Regions from separate parts of the Homo sapiens genome. Here region 2 is linked to region 1. Evidence: chromatin contacts called from ENCODE Hi-C or POLR2A ChIA-PET data. All regions are on one chromosome and are shown on one strand. The core of a region is the stretch at or near the end of the contact, and the rest is flanking DNA. Distances in the headings are between cores, read along the strand shown. Region 1 overlaps FGF1 (fibroblast growth factor 1). Region 2 overlaps LINC01844 (long intergenic non-protein coding RNA 1844).

What was found. A loop is a pair of places that touch in the nucleus more often than their neighbours do. ChIA-PET counts read pairs that join two places held with the same protein, here RNA polymerase II (POLR2A). Pooled maps may share reads with other maps.
Region 2: a pooled map shows a loop between it and region 1 (2.2-fold over the local background). The contact joins two enhancer-like sites. A Hi-C loop is called at or near these places in 1 of 50 pooled maps. POLR2A ChIA-PET finds 5 or more read pairs at or near these places in 3 of 52 experiments (BJ, PC-9 and activated CD4-positive, alpha-beta T cell).

What each region holds. Positions count from the first base shown.
Region 1 is chr5:142,608,409-142,614,205 of GRCh38, forward strand. FGF1 (fibroblast growth factor 1) reads right to left here. Exons shown (of 4, transcript NM_000800.5): 2 at 5,551-5,753. The coding sequence starts at 5,719. Among named protein-coding and RNA genes, the nearest start is that of FGF1, 75 kb to the right of the region's middle. Within about 2 kb of position 2,808, at least 2 of the 41 ENCODE cell types and tissues checked have a DNase peak (open chromatin) inside an H3K27ac peak, as active enhancers do.
Region 2 is chr5:142,745,796-142,751,742 of GRCh38, forward strand. All of the region lies in intron 1 of LINC01844 (long intergenic non-protein coding RNA 1844), which reads left to right. Among named protein-coding and RNA genes, the nearest start is that of LINC01844, 3.2 kb to the left of the region's middle. Within about 2 kb of position 3,721, at least 3 of the 41 ENCODE cell types and tissues checked have a DNase peak (open chromatin) inside an H3K27ac peak, as active enhancers do.

The sequences.
Region 1 (5,797 bases), core at 1,558-4,057:
TAGCCACAAGCCGGGATTGGTAAAACATTAGAGAAAGACAGAGAAGGGGAAAAATCGAATTTGGGGGAAAATAATTCCAGTGGTAAAAAATATATATATATGCATATACATATATATAAATATATATACACATCTATATATATATATATATATATATATATATATATATATATATACACACACACACACATATATGTAAATATATATGAAAAAAAAAACCTTATCTTAAAAGGTGTCTGCTTCTTTAAGGTCTGAAAAAGTTGTCTGGAAAATTTTGATACAGTCCAGAGACTGAATGACATATATATATACACACACACATATATATCATATATATATAGTATATATACACATATATATCATATATATATAGTATATGTGATATATTATGTGTGTGTGTGTGTGTGTATTTTAAAGTTTATGTATAAAAATCCTCTATGTAATCAGATGAGGGTTGTGGGGAGGAGGGCAAGGAGTCCTTCCCATCACATATGACCGAGGTGAGAGAACCCTGTCGCGGAGTACATTCCTGCCTGGAGACCTCCCCTTCTCTCTGACTTCTGGCAGTGGGGTCCAGCTCTCCCCATCGTGGTCATTTGAAAAACTGTTTTGACTTCGGGTCTATGTTGGTGGGGAATAAAGTGCCTTAACTGCTAGGTGCTGAGTGATCCCAACCAGAAAATAGAAGTCTGGACTCCCCTAAAGCAACAGGGCAGGAGGCATTTCATGAAGAGGAATCTGCCCTTTAGAAAGGGCTGCAAGGTAGGATTGTTTTGACCAGTGAACTCTGCTAGCGCCTTTAGGATGTGGCTTGATTTATAAATATTTGATTGGCACGCACTTTGCTTAAGAACATTTCCATTTGTGCAGTGAGTGGTGCCGGTAATTCTGCTCCCCACGTAGTCTCTTGCGTGCTTGGGGAGCTGAGGAGTTGTGGGTGTGGCAGGCAGCTGAAGGTTTGGAATGCTTGTGAGGAAATTATTCTCTAATTATTGTTGCAGTTATTAATCCCATTGAGGGATAAGTCATGGTCCCCCTTCACCTGAGAGGAAACTCCCCAGAAAGATCAGAGTCAATCACAGAGCAGACTTGCCCTGCCAGAGGAGTGAGATGGGGCGGGGCTTGCTGCACCTGTGTCTGGGCACATTATGCCTCTGTGTCAGGCCTCAGGGGCTTCAACCCAGATAGTCCCAGAGAAGCTGGGACAAAGAGTCACCCTCAGTTCTGCGAGCAAGCATAGCATTCACTTAATCTAACAGACTTGAAAGGTCAGCTGGTTAGGTGAGGAAGGCTCAGGAATCCCGGAAGAATGATGATCAATACCATTTTTTTTGAGCACTTATGTGCCTAGCAGTGTGCTAAACACTCTTACAAACATTATCACATTAAAACTCCTACGTTCCTATGAGTGGGTGCTGTTGTCATTCTTGTTTTTAAAACAAGGAAACTGAGGCACATTGAGAAGTAACTGTCCCAGGATGATACAACTGGTGAACAGCAGTGTTGGGACCCGACCTACACCCATCTGATCCATAACACAGATGTGTTTATTGAATCAGTTTGTGGGGCGGAACCACTGTCATGATGTTGGTGTCGGATGGTTGTGGGATACAGAAGGAGCCTTAATCCTGGAAGCAGAAGATGTGGTTGGTGCCAAGCCCTCCCAGTTAGGAGCTGGTCACGCCTGTCAACTGCAGTGTTCTTAGAGTGATAATAATTAGTAACTTCTCAAGGTTGTGGTTAGGTAGAAGTGAAGGAGTTCAGCATAATGCCTAGCACATATCAGGGCTCATAGATGTTTATTGAATATATTGTTGACTTTGAATTTAGCTGCCACCAATACAATTCAGTCACTTATCAAATTAATGTTTACTGGACATTTTACCAAGTGGCAGGCAATGTGCTAGACACAAAATTTGTAGTGTTGAGCAATGAGAGACAAAGTCCTTGTCCTCTAGGAGTCCAGTAGGAGGGAAAACCATTAAATAATCGCACAAATAAATGGAGAATTATAACCCTGAGGACAGCTGCATGGTACGTGAGACACTCCTCAATGCTTGTGTCCAAAATGGAACTGGCCATCTTCCCCTGGACCTGATCTTCTTCCAGGACCTCCCCCTCTCATGGTGACACCACTTATGTGTCCCCCTGAGCTGAAGCTTAGGGGACAACATGAACCTTCTCACAAACTGTGCCCATCAGCCCTGGAATCTATGCAGCACTCCCTGGCTGATTCTGCCTGGCCTTCCTAGCATGGCAGCGTAACCAATGTTCACAGTCCATATTGGTAATTGCCTGCAGCAGCGATCTAAGGAATGGAAATGGGACAAACCAAAACCACCTTCTCTGCAGGCTAGAAGTCCACCAGTAGAGACATTTTACTCAGGTCTCTATTAGAACAGCCCACACACAAGCATCTGCCCTAGGGTTATACCACTATAAGGAAGGTTAGGTACTTGGAAACTCATTCTCCTAGAGGTAGGAAGAAGATACATTTGCCCAGGAATGATCAATGACTTGGGGACAAAGAGAAGCCGTGAAAGGAGTTATTTCTGCCTTGTAGAGCTCAAAGGCATACGGTTCTATCTTGTGTGATTTGTTTAAATTTTTCGATTGGCTTTTAGAAACGCTCTTTCTGAAGGAAGTCTTAACGTGTGACTCTGTCACTTCAGTCTCTAATTATGCTCAAACTAGTGATCAAGGAATCAAAAATATCTCCTTGCCAGGCCGTGTGGATCACATTTAGTCAGGGAGCATCCGTCTCATGCCTGGCCGAGGCAATTCTGTTTCTGAATAACCCTTGAAACTCAGAAGGGCTCTGGCAGTACCACCACTGGGCAGAAGAGGGCAACAGAACCACATTCAGGGAGTACATCCGTGCCCAGGACTCCTCTCACCTGCAGAACCCTAGTAAATAGAAGTTTCGCCCTTGTGAGGCACACTGGGCAATGCTGCCATTCCCATTCCACAGGTGAGGAAACTGAGTCTCAGCGAGACTAAATGATTTTCCTGAAAATTATCTGGGAACACTAGAGACACTTCAATTTCTAGTCAGGAAAGGACTGGAAGCGTCCCAGGGCTGGGGGGCTTGAAGCTTCTTTCGCAGAGTTTGCAAACAGAAAGAATGCATAATGGCAAGAACGTTAATTGTCCAGGGCTGCTCCAGGTAGAAAGGGGCAGAGTAGGCTTGAACTCGAGCCTGCTGACTCTTCAGTGGAATATCCAGTTCCAGTACTGACAGGTACACGGATGGGCTTCTGGCCACCCACCCCACTTACTCTGATCTCTGTCCTCTTGGTCCTTGTTCTTAGTTCCAGAGTAAGCAAATAATAGGCCCACACAACAACTCCGAGTGTTGGCAGAGAGATGCTGAATCTAAGCCTGCATCTAGCCCCTTGACTTTCCTGGGTGGCAGTACTGTTAAAAAGAGGAGTCTGGAAGGTCCTTCAATACGACCCTGTGTTACCATATGCTAGGCTGATTATATGGAAAGCTTGATGATGATAACTGCAATATGAACCAACACGTGCTGTGCTGTTCCTCTGTGCCAGCCACTGTGCCAAGAACTCTCACTATATTATCTCATTTAACCCTCCCAAGAAACCTGTGAGGCAAGGAATATTAGTATTCTTTTTGTACAAATGAGAAAAGTGAGGGTGAAAGGTGCAGTTGCCCAAGTTCACTTGGAAAATAATCTGGCATTCCTTGAATGCAGAAATCCTCACCTGCACTCCCAGGGCTACGTTGTGCTGCTTTCTAGGGGCTCCTGACATCTTAAGTCAGGCGGCCAAATCCACTGTGGACTCCAGAAGTTGTGCCAGTGTTACACACCCAGAGTGCAGTCTGTTGTGCTAATGATGGAATGGCAACAGTTAAGCCATTTTCCATTGCTACAGAAATTCCAGTATTGGAGCCTTTTTTTACTCCAGAAGTCAAGGTTTCCAGAAGAGCTAGCTTAACCCCAAGGAACATATCATGAAGTTTGTCTTTCCTCTTGGGTTCTGAGGACCGGAGAGCATTCCCTACTTTTTCAGAAAATTGGTTAAGACGTATTAGGAACACTTAAAACCCAGAGGAATTAAAGCTTGTTCGTGTTGTGTGGGGCAGATCACGTGAGTTGTGTATCATGCCTGACACAATGGACTACAATCTAAGTTTGCTAATTTGCAGTGAATATTGCTTATGTATGCTATTTAACAAACTAGAGTCTTTTTTTTTTGCCTCATTCTGACACCTGTTTTTCACTGAGTATAAGACATTCAGCAAGCCCATTTGAAGATAAGCCATCAAAACAAAGCCCAAAAGAGCTAATTCTGCAGCTGCAAGCCCCAGCCTCAGCCTTCCTGCTCCTCATCTCCAGGGTCTGTGCAGTGGGTGGGGAGGAAGGAACAACGTCACCTCGTGTAAACGCCAGCATCCATCCCCATTACCTGTGCATCTGAGGGTACAGCGTGAGCACCAGCGAAGTGGTCATTTGTTCTTAGAGCCTGCAACCTCTGGTGCATGGTCCATGAATAATTAAGACCACCTGATGTATAAACCATCATGTCAAAGTGAGTGTTTTGCATTGCATTTTGAAGCCAGTCCTACAGAAACTTCCTTCCTGCCTGTCTTCTTCTATGTCTCCTGATTTTCCTTCTCTTGATTTGTGGCAAGTTTGACTCTTGAGATTGCTGACCCTCTAAGCAGGGACTGGATCTGACTTTAGGCTTCTTTGTAACCTCTGATGCTGCAGTGGGACTCAGGGAATCTCAGATAACATCACGATAGGACCTGGACACCTAATATCAAACATACACACCAATGCCAGAAGTACCAAAGCAGAAGGAAGAGATTTTTTTATACTTAGATAGTCAAGAAGATTCTTTTCTCTAGAGTCATACCTTCATTTGTCAACACCTCTGAGAACCGGGCTGCCAGGAAGTCCTGGAAGAGATATTCAGCATTTGGCGCTAGTCGCTCCTACTCTCCAGTTTCTATAAGGTCTGGAGAATGACTTTACCACTGCTGGTTACCACAGCCACATCTGCGTGATACGCAGAGGGAAAGCTGCATAATTTATGATGTGTAAGACTACGATTATGAACTGGGATTTCACAAATCAAGCCCAGTGGAAACATAACCAGGAGAGTCAGTTGACTTGAAACGGAGCCCACATCTCTGTGCAGGATTTACCACCATGCCTGTCTGGTTCATCCCATCATGAAGCGTGCAGGCCCCTGACTAGCCTTCGGGGCCAGATCTTTCACTAGTTACAGAAACCTGGGAAAACATACAGCAATTGAGCACCGGCAGCCCGTTCTGTTGGGTCAGCAGAGAGTGCTTTAAAAAACTTGAAATAGGACACGTTTGGGTAAGTGGTGGCCCCCACAAGTCCCTATTTTCTAAACCCAGACATTTTACGCATTTATGTGACTCCACCTCTGAATGTGTCATGCCTGAATAGAACCTTGGAGAAGCAAGTACCTGTACTTAAATGTGCACCTTCCTCCCACCTTGACTACAGAAGATGTCAGAAAGGGAAGGGGGGTGCCATAGAGATGGGCTTACTGTGCTGGTCGCTCCTGTCCCTTGTCCCATCCACTGTGCCATCCGGAAGGATCCTCAGGAAGTGGCCCCCGTTGCTACAGTAGAGGAGTTTGGGCTTCTTGTAATTCCCTGGAGGCAGATTAAACTTCTCGGTCAGGGCTGTGAAGGTGGTGATTTCCCCTTCAGCCATGGCTCAGCAGCTGCTGCTTGTGGCGCTTTCAAGACTGTAAGAAATTGAACAAACCTGTAGTCGGTTCTTCCAGCAAAG
Region 2 (5,947 bases), core at 2,471-4,970, 140 kb after region 1:
AGAAACGAATAGCCCTAAAATCTCAGTGGCTTAAATGACATAAAGTTATTTTGCTTACGCTGCATGTCCAGATCAATACGAGCTGCCCCTGGCAAAGAGAAGGGGGACACAGAAAGTTGTATTCTGATACTTATAAACTACTGCCCATATTCCAATAGCTCAAACAGATCCTTAGCCACACCTAACATTAGGAAAGAGTTCTCTCGTCAGTGTTAGAATTTTTCTAATTCAAATGGATCTACCTGTGGTCAGTGGGATCTAACTGACATCTTGAACCTTTGAAATTATCTGGCTTGAAGCTGTCGAGTACTGACCAGTGATCTAGTGAAAACAAGACAGGATGGGGATTTTAAAATGCCTGCTAAGAATCTCTTTTAAGAAAAGAGTGATATTTCATCTGCTCACTATGTTCAAAATTAAACCTGTTTCATGCTTTATATTTAAGTCTTAAAATAGATACAGAAAGTTTGGACAATAGAACAGTCAAGATGCAATAGCAATGCTGATTTTTAAAATAAATGGTTAAAATAATCTTTGTAAGAATAATAGAATTACAGTGTTTTGAATTTTTCCAAGGCAGAGATCAGGACAGATGTTTCATTTGTATGCCTGTATCACTTCATTGCCTTAGTTCAGATTAATTTTGCTTATAATTTGGAAGTTGATAAACTAATCCACTTAGTTGAAGGTTGACTTCAGATCACAACTGCCAGTTAAAACACCATGAACACACTGGACTTTTCAACTGTTTTGAATGAAATGTGCAAGTGAAGCCAGCAGAAATATCACTGTAAGTCACTATTTACTGACTGCCTCGCATGTGCCTGACACTGGTTTAAGCACATTAAACACATTATCATTTACCATCTTCCCAGCAAGAGACAAGGCTGCTAAGGCTTTGAGAGCTACCATGTTCTGTTCAAGGTCACGTGGCTGATACATGTCAAAGCCAAAGCCTAATCTCAGGTTTATCTGAATCCAAAGGTCAAATTGGATTAATTCACTGCTATTGAACTGAATAGCAGTGACTTAATGAGACTGACTCCACTGAGGGAACCTCACAGATTTGGAGGAAGATTTTGACTGTATATGTGCTTATTTGACTGTTTTCCATTCGAGGAACTGAGACACGAAAAGAGTTCACTCAAGGATAAGTTGTGAGTCTTATGTCAACCAGAAATTATCTCTAGTTATTATTTCTGAAAGTGATAAAATAACATTATGTTCCAAGTCCTTGATGGAGAGCTTGATCCCTGGATTTGAGCTCTTTGAGAGCTTACTGGCCCTGGGAAAAGTATAACTGGTACTTGAGCCTTTTAGCTTATACTTCTCAGTCAGATTTTTTGAAACTTCTGTTCCTCATAAACTCAAGCCAAAGCATGACTATGCATAGAACATGCAACAGCTCTTCAGGAAGGGAAATTGCTGCCCAGGATTCCAAATTTGAAATCATGCAATGCTATTTAAAGGCTTGGCCAAACTTCAAAGTTGGTTGAATTCACTAGGGGTAACCTGGAATTTCTGTTTCCCAGAAAGGGATTTCTTGACATTTTCTCCTAACCTTGTGATGGTCCCTTATTCTGAGGACCCTATAGGATATTCACTGATTCTATAAGCATTTTTTGAGAACCTCCTCTGTGCTAGGCATGTGCTGGTAATATTGTGGTAGACAGAACATAGTGTTTGCCCTTAAGGAGCTTATAGTCTAGTCAGGAATATAGAACATGACATGGGCAATGAGTTCAGTTGTCTTTTTTTTTTTGAGCTACAATGCCACATTTAATATTCTTTCCAGTGATGCCTTGGACTAAGCAGGTACTTTCAATTTAAGGCAATGGGTCACAGTGTAAGGAAGACTTGGGGACAGATAGGGACACACAGGTAAGTGATTGGTCATGTTGCACATTAGCCCTATTACTTAACCTCACTGAGCTTCAAGTTTCCCCTCTGTAAAATGGGAATAATAATACTGGCTTTGAAGGGCACTGTAAGGATTAAATGAGGTAATACGTGTCAAACATCTATCATCGTGCCTGGTTCACAGCAAGTGCTCATAACTGTTAACACAGCCAATAAAGGTGAGAAATAGTGAGGATGTCAGTAACAATAAGAAAGAGTAAAAACTGTAACAATGAGATGGGGGTAGAAATAAAATATAGGCTGATGAGAGAAAAGGGTTCAATCACTGAAGCTATTTTCTCTGCAAGTCACCCCTTAAAATGTGTATTCGGATGCAATTTCCAGCCTTTAAAAAAATACATAAAGAGTCAACTTTTTATTAAATTTGTATGTAAAGGGCAGATATAGCTGAATGGGAGCTGGTTTAAACTGAGCCCAAACTTTTTTCCTTTTTCTTTTTTCTCTTGTCCTTTCCTTCCCTGGGTCCAGAACAATAAGCTTTGTTTAGAGGAAGAGTATTTACCCAAGGCCTGTTTCCACTTAAGATATTTCAGCAGGACAGTGAATAACCTCTTACACTATTGAGAAATTTTCACTGTCTGGAATTACTGGAACAAAGATGTCATTATTAAAACAAACTTTTGACCTTCTATAGAACGGTCACTTTAGCTACAAGAGAATCATTCACAATGGCTTTATAAGAATGGAAGCTATGACATCATTATTATATACAACACTCTATCAAAGATCTTGATTGTGAGAATCAGTTAGAATTCTTTGGTGGCAAGCAACAGAACTAACTCTGGCTCACTTAGGCAAAAGAAACAATTTATTCCAAGGCTATCAGGGTTGCTTACAGATCTGAGGGAAAGGCTGAAAAACCAGGTTTCTGAGAGCACAAGAACCAGGGCAACAGCTTAGGAAGCAGAAACTAACAGATTTTTGGGGTCACCCGTACCAGATGAATCAACTTCATTTATTTTGTCTCTGCTTCAGCTCTCTCAGTATTTAATTTCCTGGGAGAGAAAATCTGGTTGGCCAAACTTGGGTCTTGGGCCCAGGGGGCAGCCAGAGGGCAGCAGAGCACCTTGATTGACAGTCCTACAAAGCCTTCCTCCAGTCAGTGAGGGGCAGGTAGTTCCTTGAGGAAACTGAGGCTTGGCCACCCAAAGTGGGACTAGATCATGGGAAGATATCAATACTTTCATACTACGCAAGCTTCTAGGGCAGAGATATCATGGAGGAATCATCACTTTACTTAAAGGGACAACTGAGGAACTGAATTAAAGTAGTTTGCCCAGGAGCCACAGGTAGTGGCAGAAAGGAAATGTTCTGACTCCTACCAGCCAAATGGGAATTTCCCTTATTCCATCCAGTTGGCTAAAGCAGTGGTTCAGAGACTTGGCAGTGCATCAGAATTACCTGTGGAGCTTGCTAAAAATAGAGAAGCTAGGTTTGGCATAGGGCTGGGGCATCTGTATTTTTAATAAGCTTCTTGTGTGATTCTGCTTACAACCAACTTGGAGGCCCACTACATCATCAAATTTCCATAGGATCTGATATAGGAAAAGAACATTGCAGAAATAAAAATGGGATAAGGTATGATACAGTTTGAATATTTGTCCCCACCAAATCTCATGTTGAAATGTGATCCCCCAATGTTGGAAGTAGGGCCTAGTGGGAAGTGTTTGGGTCACAGAGGCAAATCTCTCATGAATGGCTTGGTGCCCTCCTTGCCATAATGAGTGAGTTCTTACTCTATTAGTTCATGCGAGAGCTGGTTGTTTAAAAAGCCTGGCGCCTCTCCTCCATCTCGCCTGCTTCCTCTCTCACCATATGACTCATCTTCTCTCCTTTCACCTTCCTCCATGAGTAAAAGCTTCCTAAAGTCCTGACCAGAAACAAATGCTGGTGCCATGCTTTTTGTACAGCCTGCAGAACCATGAGCCAAATATACTTTTCTTTATAAAGTACCCAGTCTTGGGTATTCCTTTATAGCAATGCAAAATGGATGAATTTAGTAATTTTAGGGGAAAGGTTTGGGTTTGTTGACAACATTTTTTGAGGTCCAATTTGTGTTAGCTGATTTCATGGTTTGAGGTTTGAGGGAATGTGAGGACAGGGAGAGGTCTTTCCCTATTTGTGACAAGCCTGCACCAAGTGGATCAGGCAGGTTAGGCTGTTTCCTAGAAAGCATCTACCGTTGAGCATACTAAGCATTGAGCATATTAAGCATTGAGCAAGGAGCAAGGCTGGGACCCCTCTTGGGTAGTCCTGACTATCTACAGTATTAAAGGGGGAGGATCAGATTATACGGGTAGTGTACCCAAGTGCCAAGATCTAGAATACAAAAAAGGGTTGGGAAATAGGCCTGAGCTGGCACAAACAGGAAAAGATCTGTTACCTTTATCTTGTTTCCTCACAGCTGATGAAGACAGGCTAATGCTAAGTCTCTTAACCAACCTGGAGGATGGAGAAGATGGGAGAGTGCTATTCTTCTTCTAGGAAGCTGCATTCCTCAACTCTTTACCTGGGTACTCCTATCCACCCTTCAGGTCCTTGTTTAAATATTACCTCCTCAGAGAGGCCTTCCTAACACCCTCTTCCCCCAGCTCAATCTAAACTAGGGTCCTTGCTGTTCTTTCTGTGGTCATCTGGTCTTTCCCAGAGCCAGATTCATGGACATGCAATATGTACAGTCATTCTGCACTTAGAAGGACTCCATGCTTGGTTTAATGCTCTGCTGTCACCATCCTGAAGTTCTTAATACTTTTTGAACCAGGGGTCCTCCATTTTCATTTTTCACTGGGTTCTGCAGATTATATAGCTGGTCCTGTTCTTTCCCTTTCTTGAACTTAGCACCTTTAATTGCTATTAATTTAGGTGTTAATAGTCCTAACATCTAGCTCCATGCCTCCCACTGTCATACAGGCTTGATAAACGTTGCTTAACCTTTTCAAATTATGGTTATTTGACTACTTTTGATTTACAAAAAAGCATATTCATATGATTAAACCTAAACTATTCTGGATGAATGAATAGATGAATGAATGAATGATGGAAGGAAGAAAGATACTTTGGACAAGTGCATTGTTGACCCAATATCCGCTCACCTACTTCCTTTCTAATAGAACTTAATTATGATCAGGTGTCCATCCCTTCCCCAGTGACTCAGGGGAGGTGACCCAATTCCCAATTCCAAGGTAGATCCTGATTAGCCTACATTTTCTTTTTCTTAAAAATAGTCTTCTCTCTCTGGACGTTGTCAGGTTTGAATCTGACTCCCAGGACTGCTAAAGTCATCTTGCTATCGGTCTAACAATTAAACCAACCAAAGCGAAAAGTAGCGCCAAGGAAATTGCATAAAAGCGGTAGCAATATGCATAAATAAAAGCAGTATTCTAGATGGCCCTTGCTGTACCCTGAGCTTCTTATTATGTGAGATAATAGGGTTTCTGTATTGTTTCTTCTAGTTGTCTATTGCTATAAAACAGTTACCACAACATGGAGTGGCTTAAAATAGCATCCATGTTATTAAATTTCATAATTTTGTAGGCCAGGAAGCCAGGAAGGACTTACTTAGGTAATTCTTCTATTCCATGTACCATTGACTGAGGTCCCTTAGTGATATTCAGCTGGCTGATGGACTGGTCTTTAGAGTCCACATATTTGGCACCTTGGCAATGCTGGCTGGAAGTGCAGGCTCAGCTGGGACATTTAACCAGAACACACATACATGACCTCTTCAACATGGCCATCTCAAGGTACTCAGACTTCTTCCCCAGGGTGAAGGGCTTCCAGAGAGAGTATTCCAAGAGACAGGAAGTAGAAGCCTTCAGTCTCTTAAGGCCAGAGCCTGGACTGGCACAGCATCACGTCTGTCATATTCTGTGGGTCAGAGCAGTCACAAATTCCATTGAGATGCAAGGGGAGAGGACATAGTTTACCTCTTGATGGGAAAATTATCACTTTATGGCTATTTTAATGCTTCACATTATTTAAGTCAATTGGACACTGATTTTCTGTTATTTATAGGCTAAAGAATTCA